Linked DNA regions of Homo sapiens: all the other regions are linked to region 2. Evidence: chromatin contacts called from ENCODE Hi-C or POLR2A ChIA-PET data. All regions are on one chromosome and are shown on one strand. Each heading gives the region's core, a stretch centred on a gene start or an enhancer-like site at or near the end of the contact. The rest is flanking DNA. Distances are from core to core; before and after follow the strand shown. Region 1 overlaps LINC00877 (long intergenic non-protein coding RNA 877). Region 2 overlaps SHQ1 (SHQ1, H/ACA ribonucleoprotein assembly factor). Region 3 overlaps LINC00877 (long intergenic non-protein coding RNA 877). Region 4 has its middle 110 kb from the start of LINC00870. Region 5 has its middle 24 kb from the start of LINC00877. Region 6 overlaps PDZRN3 (PDZ domain containing ring finger 3).

Region 1 (2,778 bases), core at 256-2,755, 740 kb before region 2:
CATTATTATTATTATTATTTAATTTAAAAAGAGACAGTATCTCACTATATTGCCCAGGCTGGTCTTGAACTCCTGGGCTCGAGTGATCCTCTTTCCTCAGCCTACCAAAGTGTTGGGATTACAGGTGTGAGCCACCGTGCTGGCCTGGAGGCCATTGTTCAACCTGCAAAAATATGCTGTCTGTTCCCAAAGTTTTATGTCTATCTCAACTGCATTGACCCATTCTTAAAAACTCCCAACCCATTACAGCAATCAACCTGAATCCAAAATCTCATCTAAGTCTTATCAGGTCAAAAGTTTCATTTCTCATCACATAAATCATCGAATATAGGCATGGGTGAAGCTCTGGGTATAGTCCAGTGTGTGGCACAATTTCTCTCTATCTGTGGACCTATGAAGCTAGCAAAGAAATTATCTGCTCCCAAAATACAAAATGAAACACACTCCACCAGGGTAACAGCACTCCCATTCAAAACGAGAGAAGAAGGAAAGAAAAAAAAGAGTCCCTGGTCCCAAATGTTTTCTAAATCCAACCAGAAAAACTCCATTAGGTTTCAAGGCATGGCTCTCAGCTCTGCCTTCAGAGCCTATAAGGTCTGCTCTCACAGTCATCTTTCCTTCTTCATAAAGGGTAATACTTGTTTGCAGCTGTAGTTTCACCCACCTGTTTCCTGTCTGTAGAATTTTGGTGATCTGACAACCTTCTTTCATTTTGTTCTCTCTGTCCCTTTCAGGTCAAGCTGGCAGTGTTTTGGGGCACATACCATTCTTAAAAGCCTTGTGAGTTTCCTGCATATGTCACATGGACTCACTCCATTTGACCATCAGGCCAAATCAAACCTATTGCCTCTTTTTGTAAATGAAGTTTTATTGCAACACAGACACACCTACCTGTTCATTTACATATTGTTGATGGCTATTTACATGATATAACAGAGTGAAGGGTTGCAACAGAGACAGTGTGGCTCAAAAGCTGAGACTATTTACTATCTAACCCTTTTCAGAAAATGTTTGCTGATGACTGGCCCAGAGCCAAAACCCAAATAAGTAGTAGCGTTTAAACAAATGACAGGCTTGGGTGGGTTGCAAAAGCGGGGCCGCTTGGAGGTAGTGAATATTTCAGATGTTGTGCGGGAGGTGTGAGGAGAAAAGTGAGAAGCGGTGAGGGACGAAGGAAGAGGAAGTGAGAGCCATGGACTTCAGAAGTAAACTTGAACTTCTTGGCAAGTTACCTTGGAAGCCTGGGGCCAGGGTCATTAAGCAGCAAGATTACCATGAAGGAAAAGAGTGAACCAAAAGAAAGTAAGGGGAGAAATTCAAACTGGGCTCAATTGTGACAGAAAAGAAAAATCACACCTAGAGCAGTACACTGAGTCCCTTAGTATGCAAGAACCACATTGCCTCCTCCTCATCCTCCCTCTGAAAAGAAGCCCGCTGTGCACACCTATGGGACAGCCTTTGCTTAATTCTATGTGCCAGCGGCAGCTTCCCAGTAAGCCTTCTCCCCTTTGCTTTTGCTCCGTGGAAATGAGAACACGCCAAGGGTGACGTTTGTGTGTGGGTTTTGGCGCTTTCACAAAAAGCTTCATTAGCCTTATTTAGAATATGATTGCTCCTTCAATCCCTGTGCATAAATGGATTTCAGGTGACCATGCCTGTCACAGGCCCCTGCTCGCCTGGTTACTGGCTTGAGGTATTCTTTGGTTTAAACAAAGCAGGACAAATAAAGAGCAAAGACCCACTCAGGGCCCTAGATGTTCATAGAAACTGATTTCCCCTTAAAAAAACAGCTCACTGTGGGAGTTGTAAATAGGAAGAAATGAACCATTTAAGAGAGTCTTTGAGACTACTGCCTGTTGGAATGGAACCAGTTTGGGGTTTGGGGTGGAGGTGGCATGTCAAATTTGTGGTTACTTCCTAAACACACACAAACTGTTTCAATATCTGATTTGAATATGCTACAACTGCCCCCTGCCAAAACCCTGCCCAGCAGTCTTTCTCCCCACAAACAGCTAAGCCAAGAACCCCAGGACAATTTGCTGTCTGTGCTGATAGACTATCTGGGGTTTCTAAAGCAGGCGATGTATTCTATTTCAGGAAATCAGACCAAATAAAAATCATTCCAATTAAAAAGTGCCACTGGGCAAGTAGAACAGCAAGTGCCCACCTCACACAAAACAGACCAACCACAAAGTGCAGGCTTTCATATATGTTGTTGATGGCAGAGTCACTGCCTTAGAGCCTCGAGTTTATTCAATGGGATAAAAGTTGCCTGGTAAATTGGGCTGAGAGGATTTTTTCCCAGAAGGCCATCACAAGGCATTTTGATGTACTTATCATTTACAAGAGCCTAGAGGAATCTAAAAGTGATTTTGATTTCAAATACTATAGAACCCAGTTATTATATAGCTTATTAATACTGAGCTTCAAATAACCATCAGATATATTCTGAGACACACACATATGCACACACATACACATACACACACATACACACACACACACCCTCTGTACAGGCTTGTAATATGAGGCCTGTGATGGTGATGTCTCATGTTATTTAGGGAGTCGGGTTCTAAATTTCTACAAAGATGAAAATTGTGTACAGTTAAAGGTGCATTTGGAAAATCCCTTCAAATGCCCACTAGCACAGTGAGGTGCTTGCACCGTGAGAGGTAGGAAGTAAATCTGATTACTTCAGCTCTCACATGCCCCTTGCAGGTGAGGATGGGCAGAACCAACACCATGTCAGCCCTCTTTTTCACTCTTCTTGCTGAGGGC
Region 2 (2,984 bases), core at 435-2,934:
AAATTTATTATCCATTAAGTGGAGGTACAGCATCATAAACAAAGGTCCTCATCCTGGTCTTCATATTGAGTAGGCTGAGGAATAAGAGGAAGAGGAAGGGTTGGTTTTGCTATCTCAGGGGTGGCAGAGGCAAAAGAAAATCCCCATATAAGCAGACCTATGCATTTCAAACATGTTTTGTTCAAGGGTCAACTGTATTTAATTTAAAATTTACTGGATTTAATTAATAAGACAGATAAACTGAGTGTTGACTGCCTCATTGGAGGACGCATCTGAAGTTCCTTAATTTAAATAAAAGCTCTCAGTTCATTTTAAGCAATTTGATTTAAGGAAATGGCATGAAGGCATATACTCACTGCAGGAAGAAAGCATACCTGACAAAATATTTTATGACTCCTTGTATTTAGCAAGAAGGTTAGAGACAGTATTCCCTTAGGTATGGTTTTTGAGATGTTCATTAATTTAGCTAATGGGAAAATGCCAGGTGTTCATGATCTCTGACTAGAGAAAAGTCTTTATATCCTAGTTGACTAATAGACCCCTGCTCCCACATAATTCTCAATCACAAAGTAAGCATGCCCAGAAACTATTTAGCAACATGTCAACTCTCTACATATTTATGCCTTCATTTTTAAGTAATCATACCTATCGACGTTTATCCATTTATAAAAGTTGACCTAGGCAATGTAGGTTCTGACGTTACATTATCCACATGTAAGTATTTCTACATTAGTCATTTTCAATAACTGTGCACAGAAGAAAAACCTACTTGAATTATTCTTCTGAATTCTTGGATACTAGGAGCTGCTAGACTTTCCCTAAAACACTTCCACCTTTTACTGAGCATTTATAAGTTCCACTGTGGCCTACTTCATTAATAACACACAAATGCATTTAAATTCTGAAATTCAAGCAAAGAAATCAGAGATGATAAATAACAATAACAACAAACCAGGAAATCACTAGAGAAACCAAAAGTCTGAGCTCCCTAAGGCCTTTTTTATTAGAGCTGTAAATCATATCACCCAAAGGGGAACTTGGGGGAAGTTTGCACACAATCAAGTCTAACCTAGCAGCAGTACTGGAAATAACTACAGATGCAGTGCCAACAATGCTTGGATGATTGCCACCATGAATAACATTTGTCAAGCATTTGTATGACTTAGCTACACTACAAAGCAGCTTTGCTATATAGTTCACAATGTTTTGGCTAATTATACTTTTAAAAATAATCTCCAGTGAAACAAAAGTCAGCTGAACTCTCAATACATTTGAGGAGGAAACTGGTGCCCTAGCATTGAAGCAAATGGCCAAGGACCACCTCCCAACATCAAAAACCCCACCAATATGTCTGAAGGCTGCAAAGGGACTATCAAAATGAAAGATGTCTGCAAGGTAGTCACTTTTCTCTTCCAAATATTTTCTAATTTTGTTACTTTTAAATCCTCCCTTCCTCTCTAAATCCCCCTCCCAAACATCCCTCTTATCTGGGTCAACAATTAAATCACAAAGGATCTCAATGCTCTCAGAGTAACGCACATCTGTCTATTACATTGTACATTCACTGGAACCAGATCAAGGGAACCAGAAAAAATTGTGCTGCATTCAAACCTTCAGCCTAAATGGGTAGCCCTGCAGTGCTACAACTTTCAAAGTTGACACTGACAGTTATCTCTACAAACACTGAAGGGCTCACTGGTGCCAAACAGGATGTCCCTGCTAGGAAGTTCATTGACTATAAATGTTACGTGGTGTCATAACAAGCAATAACGTGCCAAGACTCTGGAGCTTCAGATTAACCACTGAAAGACAACATGGGAAATGCGGTGAGTTCATCCTCATGAAACCAGAGCTCAGGGGAAGCACGGCGTTTAACACTTCCATTTACAAGCCTTTGGGGAGGAAAATCTGGATCACTACAAAGCTGGAGAAAAGTCTCCCTGTTGTAACTCAGGGCTGTGATGAAAACGACAAGAATTACAACCAAGGGAGAAAAAGAGGGAGCAAAGTTCACCACCTAAGGCTTATCTGGAATTCAAAGCAATCTAGGTTAATATTTTATGATACAGAATGAATCAAAGGTACACCCCTCACCTGCACTGTTGTATCTGCCTGGCGACACCTGATGAGGAGGTGTTAAACAGACAACAGCCCACGCTATGACACAAAGAGGAAGAAGGCCAGAGAGGCAAAGAACAAAGAGGAAGAGGAGAAAAGGTACAGCAGCATGCACCATAGTTCAGCAGAAAACTGTGATGTTTATTTCTTGGTTTATTTCTTTTCCCCCATATTTTATCCTGGCTCAACACACTTCAATTTATTCCTCCAATTCTGAGTGCCCCAAATATTTGAACCAGGATTTTTCAAATGAGAGAGAAATCTTGTTAACAAGGAACTTTCCCTTAAAGCTTTCTAAATGTATAAAAATTGTAATTTCACAGAGAAACCATCCAACTCCTGGCTCTCCTGTGACTGATTTTACTCTACAATAATAATTTCTAACATTTACAGGATTTTAAATACATCGTTTCATTCAATCTCAGGACAACTCTGAGGTAGGTACAGCATTCCACAGCAACCCAAAGGTGCAAGATCATATCGCAGGCATGTGGTGGAACAAGAAGTCCAACCCCAAGCCTACATTTAGTTTATATCTTACATTTGGTATTATTAGAAGAGACACGCTGTTCGACACAAAGCTCAAGTTCGTCTACCTTAGATCACATGTCCTTGCTATTTTTAAAGGTGGTTTTTAGAATGAATCACCATAATGGCTTTGCAGACTATGACTGTTCCTGATGCACCAGCCTGGCTATCAGTCATGGGTCAGATGAAGGGTCAGGAGGGCAGGTGGTTAAAAGGACTGAGTGGCTTGATCTCCTGCTAAAATTACACAAAGAAGACTAAGAGCATTGCTGACACAGAAAACTGGACTGAGAACAAGCTACAGTTTATCAAAGTAGAGCAAGTTAGAATTTAAATCA
Region 3 (3,143 bases), core at 124-2,623, 790 kb before region 2:
TATCCTGAGGAAGAGTCTTTGTAAGCCAAAGAACTGTGATTCAATATGATGGGGCCTGTTTAGTTCACACATCCACCTTCACCCAATCTCTCTGGTGGGAGGTGGTGTGGTGGGATGAAAGGCAGTGATTGGCCTAGTCTGAGTCAGGTGCTACAAACCTAGAGCTGGCAGGATGGGAGGAAGGGGCGGGGAGAGTTCGCTTCCCTAGAATTACACAGAGCCCTAAATAGAAACTGGGGGTGGGGGTGGGGGTGGAGGTGGAAAACTGGAAGTGAATGCTGGGGAAGCAACATTTGCAGAGGGAGTGTTACATTTCTTGCCCTAGTATCTTTTCCCAGTGCTCTTAGTCGGTATTTGGATAAAGCCAGAAGGGCACCGTTTCCAAAAGGAATACACAGTGGTAGGTGATGTATTTAAAAGTAATGGTCACGTGATTAAATATTTATGGCCACTTAGTTTAATGTAAAACACCCATCAACCATTTCTGCTGAGTTTGTCCCATGTCCATGAATCATGGGGGTGGTGGGGGCATTGGGGCTGCGTGTCACTCCCGGTCTATGTCATATGAATTAGCCTAAAAAACTGAGTGCCATCTACCTGCTTGTGGGTAATATCCCACCATACAGAACTGTGGAGTAAGAAATCTGCCAGGTTGTAATAATGTTGTCTTTCTTGATAGCGCAGGCCAAGTAGAGAAGTAGGAAATTTTTCCTTTACCTTGAAATTTGGTTCTTTTTTGTTGGTTTTGTATCATTACAACTAATTTGACATTGTAGGGTAGGAAAAAAATAATTTTCCCTCTAATCTTCTAAGCTCTCAGCTGAGACCCCCTGTAACAAAAGACAGATTAACAAGGGTAAAACAACAGAGTGTTTTAACATTTATACCTCACAAACACATGGGAAATACCCCGAGAAAAATAAGTCACTCTCAAAGAAGTGGCCTAGAACTCTGCCTTACATAGCATCTTCAACTAGAACAAAGTAAAAAGGGCGTTGGGGAGGCAAGTTATGGGGAAGGTGACCAGGAAATGAATGGTAAAAAAAGAAGTTTTGTTTTGCAGAATTTAATTTGGTTCCTTCTCCACTGATAAGAGTTTCTTGGCCAGGTGCAGTGGCTCACGCCTGTAATCCCAGCACTTTGGAAGGCTGAGGCAGATGGATTGCTTGAGCCCAGGAGTTTGAGACCAACCAGCCTGGGCAACATACTGAGACCCCCATCTCTACAAAAAATAAACAAAATTAGCTAAACATTGTGGTGTGCGCCTGTAGTTCTAGCTACTCAGGAGGTCGAGGTGGGAGGATTGCTTGAGCTCAGGAGGTTGAGGCTACAGTAAGCCGTGATTGTGCCACTGCACTCCAGCCTGGGCAACAGAGTGAAACGCTGTCTCAAAAAAAATTTTTTTTTCTTGAGATTTAGTCATCCTTTTTCTGGTACAGAGTGGGAGACACCATTACAAATAGAGACTTCCTTTATAGATGCAAATTTCCCTTACAAAAGGGTAACTTCTACTTCATTTCCAGAGCTTCTCTTTTGTTGCTGTGTTTCTCAAAATAATCAGTTCAAAATAATTCTTATGCCAAGGAGGCATATTTTTGGGTGGCATATTCCAGTCCCCTACAACAAATAAATAACACACACTAACATGCACAAAGTTTAGGTTTTCAGTTGAACGAGTATTGATAATTGTATACACCTGGGTAACCACTAGCCAAAATAAGATACAGAACATTTGCTTCATAGCTGAAAGTTCCTTGATGTGCCTTCTGAGTCAATCCCCAACCCCCGTACTAAGAACCACTATGATTTCTCTCAATGTAGATTAGATTTTTATGTCTTCTTGGATTCTACTTAAATGAATGAGGTAGTATGCACTCTTTTATGTCTGGCTTCTTGTAATCTTTTTGAGATTCACTACATTGCTGTGTGTAGAAGTAGTGTGCTCCTTTTAATTGCTGAGTAGTGTTCCATTGTATGACTCTGCCATAATTTTGTTTATCCACTCCTCAGAGAATGGACATTTAAATTGTTCCCAATTTTGGCTGTTATGGAAAAAATGCTGTACACATTCTTGTATAATTCTTTTTGTGCGATGTTTTTATTGCTCTTGAGAAAATACCCAAGAGTGGACTCGCTGGGTCTTAGGATGGATGGATGTTTAATTGATCAGAAATTGCTAAATAGTTCTCTAAAGTGGTTGTGCCATTTTACAATCCCACCAGCAGGGTATGAATGTCTTGGAACTTGATCCTAATTTCTGATAGAGACTCAATGATGGCATCTTTGGATCTCAAAGGGCCATTTCTTCTCAGGTGAGAAGTGAGGTACTGCATGTGGGAACCCAGAGATGGCAGCTTCTGGGGAACAGCAGTGTACAGTCCTATTATCTTTGATCTGTTCCCACCTCTGATCCATGCCCACCCACCCCTGCTCTGCTCTGTATCGCAGGAGGCTGACCCCTGCAGGCTGTGCTTCTGAGGATCCCTGGTTTGTGGCTCCTGGTTGGGGTGACCAATGGGAGGTGCTGGATTGGGTGTGGTCAATGGGAGATGCTGAGTTGGGTGTGTCCATTGGGAGGTGCTGAGTTGGGTGTGACCAATGGGAGGTGCTGGGTTGGGTGTGGCCAATGGGAAGTGCTGGGTTGGGTATGACCAATGGCAGGTACAGAATTGTGTGTGACCAGTGGAAGATACTGAGTTGGATGTGTCCACTGGGAGGTGCTGAGTTGGGTGTGACCAATGGGAGGTGCTGGGTTGGGTGTGGCCAATGGGAAGTGCTGGGTTGGGTGTGGCCAATGGGAGGTGCTGAGTTGGATGTGGCCAAGGGGAAGCTCTGCGGTGAGTTTGAGAGGTGGGAGGCAGGGAAAAGGAAGAATCTTTCTCCCCCACACTTTCTGTCTCTGGCAGCTTTTCTTGGAGCCATGGTATGTCTTCCCTGGCAGCAGCTTCTGCCACACAGACCTGCCATGGCTTCAGCCTCCTCTGGATGACTCCACCTCCTGAATACAAGTAACACCATCTCTTTTTTTATTTTTTTATTTTTTACCTCTCTATCCTAGTAGTGGTCATGTCTTCCTACTGTGGCAAATCCCTGGGTTACCTCACAGTTCCCTCTTGTTTGCCTCCCAGCCCCTTCCTTCATCT
Region 4 (3,076 bases), core at 116-2,615, 560 kb before region 2:
TTTATAAGAAATGTTTTGCTTATATGAGAAATATAGCTTTAAGATAAAGTTGACTGATCTGTATAATCTTTAGAAAGAAGAGAGAAACCTCTCTTGCTCTATGGGAAGGTCGCTCCTGTGGGAAGGTCTTGGCAGAAGGAAATAAACATGTTGAAGGCCATTCTCTGTAGCCCTGGTCACCTCCATCCAGCGAAAGTAGCAAAGGGACCCTGAATTTCCACCTCCTCCACTTCTAGAGGGCAGTTTGGTCAGCTTTCTCTCGCTGTCCTCTTTTCAAATAAGAAAAACAAGGACTCTAGTTCCCAATGTAAGGATCCACTCAGAGAAGCCCCCAAACAAGAAGTGAGCAAGAGCCATTTTCTATTCCTGCCTGTGAAGAACCTCTAGAAGTTGACTGCATTCCAGCAGCAGTTGCCTAGGGAACACCAGTGACAAAAAGGAGCCGTGAGGACACACTAAATAACTTTAGCAACTATTTGCATTTGGCAGATGTAGCCAAGGGCAGGGCCCTGCCTGGCTCCCTGTGGAAGCCGCAGGAGCCCCACAAGGAAGGGGGGGCCACTGGAACAGTCATAGGGGAGCAGGGAGGTGGGTGAAGAAGTGAGGGCCTTAACTCTTTCATTGCCCCTCCCCAAGCCTGCTGGGGCAAGGGTTTGTCCCAGAAGAGATCTCCTGGGCTTTGTGGAAACCCCAGAGAAAGTGCAGCCTCTTCCGGGAACTGGGTCCTCCCACACACCCACAGCCTACAGCCCCCCACCCACCCACCATGCCCCCCAGTCTTGCTTCTGCTTCCGCCACCAGGGAAGGCAGGTGACAGGATGGGCTGTGAGCTCCAGGCTCAGCCTTGCTGTGGCAGCTAATTGGGATGGTTTTTACCTGCCAGGTGAAAAGTCTGCCTGGGGAGGGGCAGTCAGCTCTCTGTCAACCCTGCTTCCTCTCTGTCTGCCAGCTCTCATTAGGACTAAGCCAGTCCCATGGAGCCCCAAGAGGAGAAGAGGCCAATGAGCCAAGCCGTTCCTGCCTGTGGCCTGGAAATCAGAGCTGCTTCGAGCAAGCTCTGCGCGGGCTCTTTAAGGTGAGCCCCAGTGCCTGGGCTTCCCACTCTCTGGGTGGGATGGAGACGAGACCGAAAATAGAAAGCAGCAGAGGCCCAGACCAAGCCTGGCTTTTCTCACTGCCCCCTTCAAAAAGTTCTGCTCAGATCAGATGATATCAGAAATGATTGGCGCCTTTATTTCCCCCCTTTGCTTCTAGTCCCCCACCCCCTTTCCAGTTTGACCACATCTGTAGGCTCTGTTGAAACAGAGCCAACATAAACAAAAACAAACTGAAACCCAGCAGCCAGCGAGGGCGGGATGTGCCACCCATCTGGGCAGGCCACGTGCAGGGCTGAGGACTGCCAAGGCACACCTCCTGCTGGTAAAAGGCACCGTGTGGAGTAATTAACCTCCAGGGCTTGGTGAGTGAAAAGCACCATGTAACCATGCTGGGTAATTGAAGAGGAAGAGAGGAGCGCTCTCCCGAGTGAACATTCAAATGTGTGCAGCTTGCTGGACCCTCTCAAGCAGGATGGCAGTCGGTTGGCCATGCCCCATAATGTGGCTGTCATCATTTGTCTTCCAAATTGTTGCCCAATCAGAATGGCTTCGGGACCCTTCGGCTTCTATGTATGCATATGTATAAAGAGACTTCTTAAAGCCATGCAGGATTTGTTGTTTTATTTTTTAGTGAGAATGTCCAGAGCTGGCGAAAGCAGAAGAGAAATAAACACTCCGGTAGTCTGCTGGTGAGGATGACAACTGGTCGACATTTCTAGAGGCCAGTTCCGGCTCCAACACTGCTTGCGTGTATCTGTGAAAGAGACCCAGGTGCCATGAGGCTAGGAAGGCTGGGATTTCGCAGCTCTTTGCACTGAAACTGCTGTTTCCTTGCTGGTGCTGCTGGAGATGAAAATCCACCATCCTCCAGAAACCCAAATCTCTCCTGGCACCAGCTCCCGGTGGCCAGCAAGTCCTATCATCAACTGGAAGAAATGAATGACATGCTCTCCGCATCACACTCACTTAGAGGGGTCACACAGCAAAGCTGCTTAAGCCCCTGAAGCATTTGAGTTTAGAGATGTCTCCCCTTCAGTTGACAGCTGTGACTTTCCAGAAAACACATATGCCACTGTGAGGTAGGGTAGTTTCTTGTATTCATTATACAGTACCCAGAGCTCCTCCCTGTGCTGTTTATGCTGTCAGATATCTTGTTTACCACGAAAGACACCATCCCCCATCATGGGGGTCCCCGAAACTGGACCACCATCCAAGCTATCTAAATTCATTAGTCCCAGTAGCATATGTCCAAACTCAAATGTGGATGAGTCAGGAGACTTCACTTCTTAGAGGCTGCAAATAGACAACCAGAAAAAGGATTCTCATCTAATTCTGTTCATCTGGTCGTTCAAATTCTGGTTCCTACTCCACCCAAAACACCATTACATGAGCCTGAGAAATGACTGGATTACACAGACAAATACATTCTCAATGCGTTCCTTGGGATTGTGGGATTAAGCTGATTTTCTGCCCTTCGCATCTTTCTTTGCAGTAAAGACTTTCTGCTCTTCCAAGTGATTTTGAGCCTATTATTTCACAAGTGTAGCAGATTGTTTGCAAAAATGGCCAAAACTATTCCACCCTCTGTATCTGCAGTCAGACTTTTCAATGTGACTTTGTTGCTTTTCCCATCAAAAGGTGAAATTTGTTTCTCCACTCCTTGAGTCTGGGCTGGCCTTGTAACTTGCTTTGACCTACAGAATGATGCAGCAGTGGCACCATGACAGGCCTAGGTCTAGGTCTGAAAAGGTTTTGTGTCCTTCTGTCCTGGAGTCCAGAGACTCCCTGGGGTAGCCTGTTAAAGGATGAAAAGCTCATGGAACACAGACACTGTCTCAGCTGGGTCAGCCTGGACCAGCCAGCCCTTAGCAGCCCCGGCAGTTAACCACAGATGGATGAGTGAGCCTAGTCAATGCTGAAGAACCACCCAGCAGAACCCAGCTCAAACGCTGAGTTACACACAGCATCATGAGCTAAAT
Region 5 (2,944 bases), core at 378-2,877, 700 kb before region 2:
AGTAGAGATGATAGAATATTCCTCACAGAACCTAGCATACATAGTAGGTATACAAACACATTTACTAAATGAATGAACAAATTACATATCATTTACAAAGTCCTCACAGAAACTGGGCTAACCCAGATGGCAGCCTGATATAATGGAATGCTCATCAATGTGGCTATCCTGGATCAATCAGTTGAGGGTCAAGAGGACATGATTCGGCTGTTTCAACTTTAACCTATCACAGGCTGGGAGCGGTGGCTCATGCCTGTAACCCCAGCATTTTGGGAGGTGGAGGTGGGTGGATTGCTTGAGCTTAGGAGTTTGAGACCAGCCTGGGCAACATGGCAAAAGCCCTTCTCTACAAAAATAAATAAATAAATAAAATTAGCTGGGTGCGGTGGTGAACCTGTAGTCCCAGCTACTCAGGAGGCTGAGGAGAGAGAACTACTCGAGCGCAGGAGGTTGAGGCTGCAGTGAGCTGTGGTTGCACCACTGCACTCCAGCCTGGGTGACAAAGTGAGACCCTGTTTAAAAAAAAAACTTTAGCCTGTGAAAAGATATCTATATATGTATCCAAGGGAAAACAACAAAACAAAACATCAGGTTGAATGGTGGAGATTGTACGCTAATTATCCAAGTACACAATTCTCAAAGTTCCAATAAGATTGTCTGAATTCCAGTCAAGGTCCTCCAAAACTTCTAACCAGAGGTGTTTGGGGACAATACGGCAGAAGAAAGGGGATGGTGTGGTCATAGCGTGGAAGTGAAGTGCTCCTGCAGAGACGTTCATTATTTCCACTGAGGTTGTATGTTCATTGGAATGGCTAGAGGAGGTTCGTTGATGGAAATTATGGGAGAATCAACTTTTTCTTCCTTGTACAAGACCTCTTCCAGGTACAACTCTCAGTCTACATCAATGACCATATACTAGTTGAAGGGACTAAGCAGTGATGAAGATAATAGCCACATTCCAATGCAGAGAAAACAGACATTCACTTCTAGAAACATCTAACTCTTCGCAATGTCTCTCAAAAAGAAAACGCCATGGAACATAGTTGAGTACTCTTGGCCCTTATCCCTGAACCTATGGTGAGGGATTCTAATTCAAAAGTGATTTGCATCCCTATGGTGGATACCTTATGGATGACGTTTAACTGAGCCTAAACCAGAGGAAAAGTACTCAGTAAAAGAAACTTTATCACCCTCACGAAAGGCCAACAGCTGGAAGATATTTTGTACCTATTCTAATTAAGGTAGATGCTTTGCTTTTCTTCTGGAATTCCTGCAGGAATGACCACGGGGAGAATGATGTCAGTAGATCATCATCTCCAGGCCAAGAGTTGTTCCTTCCAAAAACAAGACCCCAGAACTCCATCTAGAAGGGATCAGCCAAGACTTGGGCACCTTCGCCTGCAGGCCACAGTTCAGTTGTGTTAGAGGAGAGGTAAGCTGTGATGATTTTGAAAGCCGAGATCTGACGTGGCCTTAAATTCATGTGATAACAAGTTTCCAGTCCTGGATTTGGAAGATCTCCAAGGAAACTTCTTTCCAGAGCATCAAACGAAGCCAAGAGAGATTACGACATCTGGGACCAGCACTGAACATTTGAAGGTGATGATTGTTTAGGCAAGTGATTTACTGGTGACCTGCAGGGAAAACAAAGTCAAGCAGAGAAGGGGACTGACGTGGCAGGCAGAAGCAGCCAGTGAAAGCTGGTGGTATGAATCATCAGTGGCCCCGAGCCAAAATAAGTACCTAAGAGTGAAGTAGAAGAGATTGGTGGAGGGGACAGGAGACCTGTGTTCTGGTCCCAACTTGGCCACTTATTTTCTGTGACCTTATATGAGAGGCTTTGCTGTTGAACTTTTTTTGTCTCCCTCTATAGCATAGAAGAGGAAGATTAGGTCTCAACATTCAAATCTCAAAAGCCTTCAGGGACCAGGCTGGAAACATCTATCATGAAGGAGATTGGGTGAGACAATAAAGAGGCAGGGAATGTGGGTGATTGCGGCTAACCAAAAGAGTATCCACTGCTGGGTATGGTAGGTCGCACCTGTAGTCCCAGTTACTTGGGAGACTGAGGTGGGAGGCTTGCTTGAGGCCAGCAGTTCAAGACCAGCCTGGACAACATAGCAAGACCTTGTCTTTAAAAAAGTAAAAAAAATATATATATATTAGCAGGATGTGGTCTCATGTGCCTCGAGTCCCAGCTACTTGGGAGGCTGAAGTCTGGGGGATCGCTTGAGCCCAGGAGTTTGAGGCTGCAGTGAGCTATGATTGTGCCACTGCATTCCAGCCAGGGTGACAGAGCAAGACCCTGTCTCCAGGAAAAAGTAAAAATGTAAAAAAGAGTGTCCACTCCTGGCTAAAATCTTTCAGGTGCATTATTGCTAAAGTGCTGCATGATGAATGTGCCTCTGTTCTGACTTGGCCTGCAGACTGTTATCTTATTCATCCATGGGAACCGAATGATGCCCAGGGCCACATATGGCCCTAAGCTTTTGGGTATCTGTGATCCTAAAATGGGTCCATTTCACTCTTAAATACTAAGGACATGGGGCTGTAGCTTGTTTGGATGAAGAGCATGGGCTCTGCAGTAATGTGGGGTTGAGTCTTCTGCTCTGTCACTAACTAGGGGCCCATGTTCCACTGTTTGTGCTTCCAAAATTCAACAACTTTGAAAACCAAAAGATTTTCTGTAGGTTTACAGTCATTTGGTGGCAAAACTGACCTGAATTATTTAGAAAGATCATTTATACCAGAGGTTGACAATTTTTTTTTCCCGTAAAGGGCCAGATAGTATTTTTGGCACTCAGCTCTACCCTTGCAGCAGGGAAGCAGCCATAAGAAGTGGGCATGGCTGTGTTCCCATAAAACCTGATCTACATAAACAGGTGGGATTTGGCCCACAGGGTGTAGTTTGCTGACTTCTGAAGTATACTATTTAGCACAAACA
Region 6 (3,180 bases), core at 664-3,163, 630 kb after region 2:
GACAATGATATGGAAGGATTCCTGACTAATTCGGATGGACGTGAGCTGAACCTTCCCTGCTTCTGGCCAACCTCTTGACTATATATATATATATAAAGAATTGCAATATATATATATATATATTAGATATATATATTAGATCTAATATATATAATTTTGCAATCCATTTATTTGTCTCTGTATTCACTCCCATCCCCAAATTATTTTCATGGTGGAGAAACAAACTTTGTGCCCCTTCTTCAACTGCAAAACCTTGCTCTGCCCTCCCTTCAGTTGCACTGCTTCTCTTAGTCTGTGCAGGAAATCGAAGCCTCGTGCCCTCGGACTCAAGGCTCTCCCAGACCTCCATCCCTCCCACTCGTGCTGTCTGTCCTAGCTTCCTGTTGCCTGTCTCCTCCCTCTCCAGGCCGACAGAGGTTTCTCAAGACATTCTGAAGGCTCCCAAATCTGCCACTCCCCAGTCTTCTCCCTCTCCCTCCTTTTGCTGACACGTTCCTCCATAGAGCAGTCTACACTTAACTTCTCTTCTTTCTCACCTCCACCCATTCTCTTTGGTTTGCCCTCTGCAATCCTTCCTCCATAGCCGAACACACACTACTATAGCTGTCCCATCTGGGGTCATAATGACCTCCCAATTGCCGCAACCAAGAGCTTGTTGTAAGTCCTCCATTCAAACTATCTAAATAGGAGGACGTGGAGGTCCATAGTTCAAGATTTACCTCCACTGGCTTTAGAGATAATTCAGTTGCAGTCCAAAAAGATTACTTACCGGCGGAACTGAGATGTGGCCCCAGCCTTCTGTTAACCATGTTGATGTTCTTTCTCCTAAAGACCACCACCTGCCTTGACCTTCCCTGTAACACCTGACCCTGTTGACTCTACACTCCTTCTTAACTCTTCCCTGGTCCTTTCATAGTATACATTCCTCATCTACCCAGATCCCTCTGGTAATGCCTGCTAGCTCCTTTTCCTCTTGCATTCTACATAAATATAGATATGCCCTAAATATCATAGCTTTTCCAGTAGTAAGGATCATATCTAGCACACACATTTTCTTCTTCCCACCTCTCTTCTGTCTCCATATACTGCCAGTGGGAGTTCAACCTATTAGAAATGCCCTCTGACAACCAAAAACATCCTTCTCTTTCATCACCCGTAAATAAGCACCTACCATGTGAGATTCAGCACAGGAGGGGAATCTGGGATCAGACTGCCTAATTTCAAATCCCAGCTCAGCTTCTTTAGCACATGCCATTGTGACCTGGCAAGATTCTTCCCAAGTCTTCATTTTTTCTTCTAACCACCTACGATTGTTGTGAAGACTAATGAGAAATTACTCATACAGAGTTACTCAGTGAAGTGGCTGGCTTGCAGCATTAATGGTAAATGCTCAGTAGATTTTAGTTTTCTTCCTTTCTTTTTTACATTTTCACTTTTAATGTTTGCTAGGGATGATGCTGAACCCTAGTTCCATCCCTTGTATAGCTCAGCGTCTGGTGTAATTAAACTTTAGATGTGCCACAGCAGCTGTCTGCAGAGTAGATGGGGAGAAAGGAGTGAAGAGTTAATTCTACTTAGGGCATCAGAAAAACCTTCATTTGAAGAGCTAAACACTAATCTCAATCTTGTTTTTTTTTCCTGGGGACTAAGCTGCTATACAGACCACATGTAAACTTTATTTAATAGAAGCTTCACAAGTGAGCAATATCATGGCAAGAAAAAAACATTTAGAACAGAATTGTTCAGACATTGGGGTGCATTTAGCTACTAGGGTGGGCAAGAAACATAGGCCAGAATAATTTGTGGCTACCCCTGAGGATATTCACAGTATGTAACACCTCAAGCCAGAGAAGCCATGGAAACACCTGGTGTGATACATCTGTACTTGTGGCACGAAAGTCAGGACAGGCACCTTTTATATTTAAAACCAGTCACCATGACTACCACAACCCAGTTTCTCATGCTACCACAAACCTTCTATTTCTCACTGCAATGTGGTGTGTGGCATGGTTGGAGTCACAAGACTGATTTTCATGGGACTTTGAACCTCTGATTCTTATGTTTCTTTGAGTTTCATTTTAAGCCTGGTCTTTGCAGAGAAAGGGGGAAGAAATCACAGATAATTAAAGCATAAAATATTCTCATTTCATGGTGGGGCTAACAAGTGAAACTACAAGTAATGATGTAATCCAACTTGTCAAAAAGGGAAATGAAAAGAGGAGACAGAAGGCAGGACAGAGCCTTGGGACCCAGCGTGCCATGTCATCTTCTAATTAACTAACTGATCCTTTAAACTGTCAAACTCGGCGAGGAACTCCATGGCCTGGCATCTGATTAATATTCATATTCGGGCACTGGATGCTCTGATTTAAGTCCCAACGGCTGTAGTTAAACATCAGTCTTTAAAAAAAAAAAGAGAGAGAGGGAAATAAAAACCTGCCTGGTGAACCAAAGTCTCCAGGTTTTACATTCATAGGGAAATGAGGGAAGGCCACACTGAGTTCCATAATCCACAGTGCGAGCAAATCCTCCGTGGATGCATATTGATTTCTGAATCATGATGAGGACTTGTATATTGAACAAATAATTATTTTGCTTCTTTCTACTGGCAGCCACATTGTTAATCATATCCCACGCCTCACTGTTAAATAAGCGAACAACGCGTGTAAAATTACATAGCATTCGGTAATATAATCAAGCTTTTAATTTCAAACAAAAATAATTGAATATGTAATTTAATTAAAACAGGCTAGAATCCATCATTCAGTTAAACTGTAATAAGTGGCAGCCTGGACTTTTATTCTTATGGCACAGGCTGCAAAAGAATATATTGCCTCCCTTAAATTGACTTCTCGACTAAAAAATGCTTCAGTCTGGGGTGTAAGAAAAGCCTGTTCTAACTGCATGCTTTACGTAGATGAGGCAATTGACTTAAAAAACTCAAACCAGCACCCCTAGACAGAGTCTCAGTCTGATTCACACTCCCAACCACCAACAGCTGGGCAGCACACGCCATAGGTACCTCCTCTGGAGGACGATGATGAGAAGGGTCCTTAGGAGGCACTGGATGGACTGTGCCTTTTCCTTTACTCTCAGTTCTCTTTTTATTAATTAAAGACCTCTGAAGGAAGAAAATAAGTCAGCCCAGTTCCACTGCAAGTTCTAACAGCATTGGTTTTT

The links. Hi-C counts contacts between places; a loop is a spot of excess contacts on that map. ChIA-PET counts read pairs that join two places held with the same protein, here RNA polymerase II (POLR2A). Pooled maps may share reads with other maps.
Region 1: a map of GM12878 shows a loop between it and region 2 (4-fold over the local background). The contact joins two enhancer-like sites. A Hi-C loop is called at or near these places in 3 of 168 maps with a recorded cell type or tissue (GM11168, GM12878 and GM13976), 30 of 37 single-sample maps with no recorded cell type and 7 of 50 pooled maps. POLR2A ChIA-PET finds 5 or more read pairs at or near these places in 1 of 52 experiments (OCI-LY7).
Region 3: a map of mammary epithelial cell shows a loop between it and region 2 (6-fold over the local background). The contact joins two enhancer-like sites. A Hi-C loop is called at or near these places in 3 of 168 maps with a recorded cell type or tissue (dorsolateral prefrontal cortex, mammary epithelial cell and prostate gland) and 8 of 50 pooled maps. POLR2A ChIA-PET finds 5 or more read pairs at or near these places in 1 of 52 experiments (MCF 10A).
Region 4: a loop to region 2 is called in a map of MCF 10A, with 6 times the contacts of the local background. The contact joins two enhancer-like sites. A Hi-C loop is called at or near these places in 8 of 168 maps with a recorded cell type or tissue (HCT116, K562, MCF 10A and 5 more), 11 of 37 single-sample maps with no recorded cell type and 19 of 50 pooled maps.
Region 5: a map of gastrocnemius medialis shows a loop between it and region 2 (3-fold over the local background). The contact joins two enhancer-like sites. A Hi-C loop is called at or near these places in 1 of 168 maps with a recorded cell type or tissue (gastrocnemius medialis) and 9 of 50 pooled maps. POLR2A ChIA-PET finds 5 or more read pairs at or near these places in 1 of 52 experiments (HEK293T).
Region 6: a loop to region 2 is called in a pooled map, with 12 times the contacts of the local background. The contact joins two enhancer-like sites. A Hi-C loop is called at or near these places in 2 of 37 single-sample maps with no recorded cell type and 4 of 50 pooled maps.

Annotation. Positions count from the first base shown.
Region 1 is chr3:72,076,991-72,079,768 of GRCh38, forward strand. All of the region lies in intron 2 of LINC00877 (long intergenic non-protein coding RNA 877), which reads right to left. Among named protein-coding and RNA genes, the nearest start is that of LINC00877, 22 kb to the right of the region's middle. RefSeq lists enhancers at 1,209-1,298, 1,369-1,498, 1,619-1,668. Within about 2 kb of position 1,506, at least 3 of the 41 ENCODE cell types and tissues checked have a DNase peak (open chromatin) inside an H3K27ac peak, as active enhancers do.
Region 2 is chr3:72,819,532-72,822,515 of GRCh38, forward strand. The region is part of intron 6 of SHQ1 (SHQ1, H/ACA ribonucleoprotein assembly factor); the gene reads right to left. Among named protein-coding and RNA genes, the nearest start is that of SHQ1, 27 kb to the right of the region's middle. RefSeq lists enhancers at 2,716-2,765, 2,786-2,984. Within about 2 kb of position 1,685, at least 13 of the 41 ENCODE cell types and tissues checked have a DNase peak (open chromatin) inside an H3K27ac peak, as active enhancers do.
Region 3 is chr3:72,032,483-72,035,625 of GRCh38, forward strand. LINC00877 (long intergenic non-protein coding RNA 877) reads right to left here. Exons shown (of 7, transcript NR_104116.1): 7 at 3,037-3,143. Among named protein-coding and RNA genes, the nearest start is that of LINC00877, 66 kb to the right of the region's middle. Within about 2 kb of position 1,374, at least 2 of the 41 ENCODE cell types and tissues checked have a DNase peak (open chromatin) inside an H3K27ac peak, as active enhancers do.
Region 4 is chr3:72,254,919-72,257,994 of GRCh38, forward strand. No RefSeq gene overlaps it. Among named protein-coding and RNA genes, the nearest start is that of LINC00870, 110 kb to the left of the region's middle. Within about 2 kb of position 1,366, at least 6 of the 41 ENCODE cell types and tissues checked have a DNase peak (open chromatin) inside an H3K27ac peak, as active enhancers do.
Region 5 is chr3:72,122,589-72,125,532 of GRCh38, forward strand. No RefSeq gene overlaps it. Among named protein-coding and RNA genes, the nearest start is that of LINC00877, 24 kb to the left of the region's middle. Within about 2 kb of position 1,628, at least 2 of the 41 ENCODE cell types and tissues checked have a DNase peak (open chromatin) inside an H3K27ac peak, as active enhancers do.
Region 6 is chr3:73,446,963-73,450,142 of GRCh38, forward strand. All of the region lies in intron 3 of PDZRN3 (PDZ domain containing ring finger 3), which reads right to left. Among named protein-coding and RNA genes, the nearest start is that of PDZRN3-AS1, 180 kb to the right of the region's middle. RefSeq lists an enhancer at 2,036-2,105. Within about 2 kb of position 1,914, at least 3 of the 41 ENCODE cell types and tissues checked have a DNase peak (open chromatin) inside an H3K27ac peak, as active enhancers do.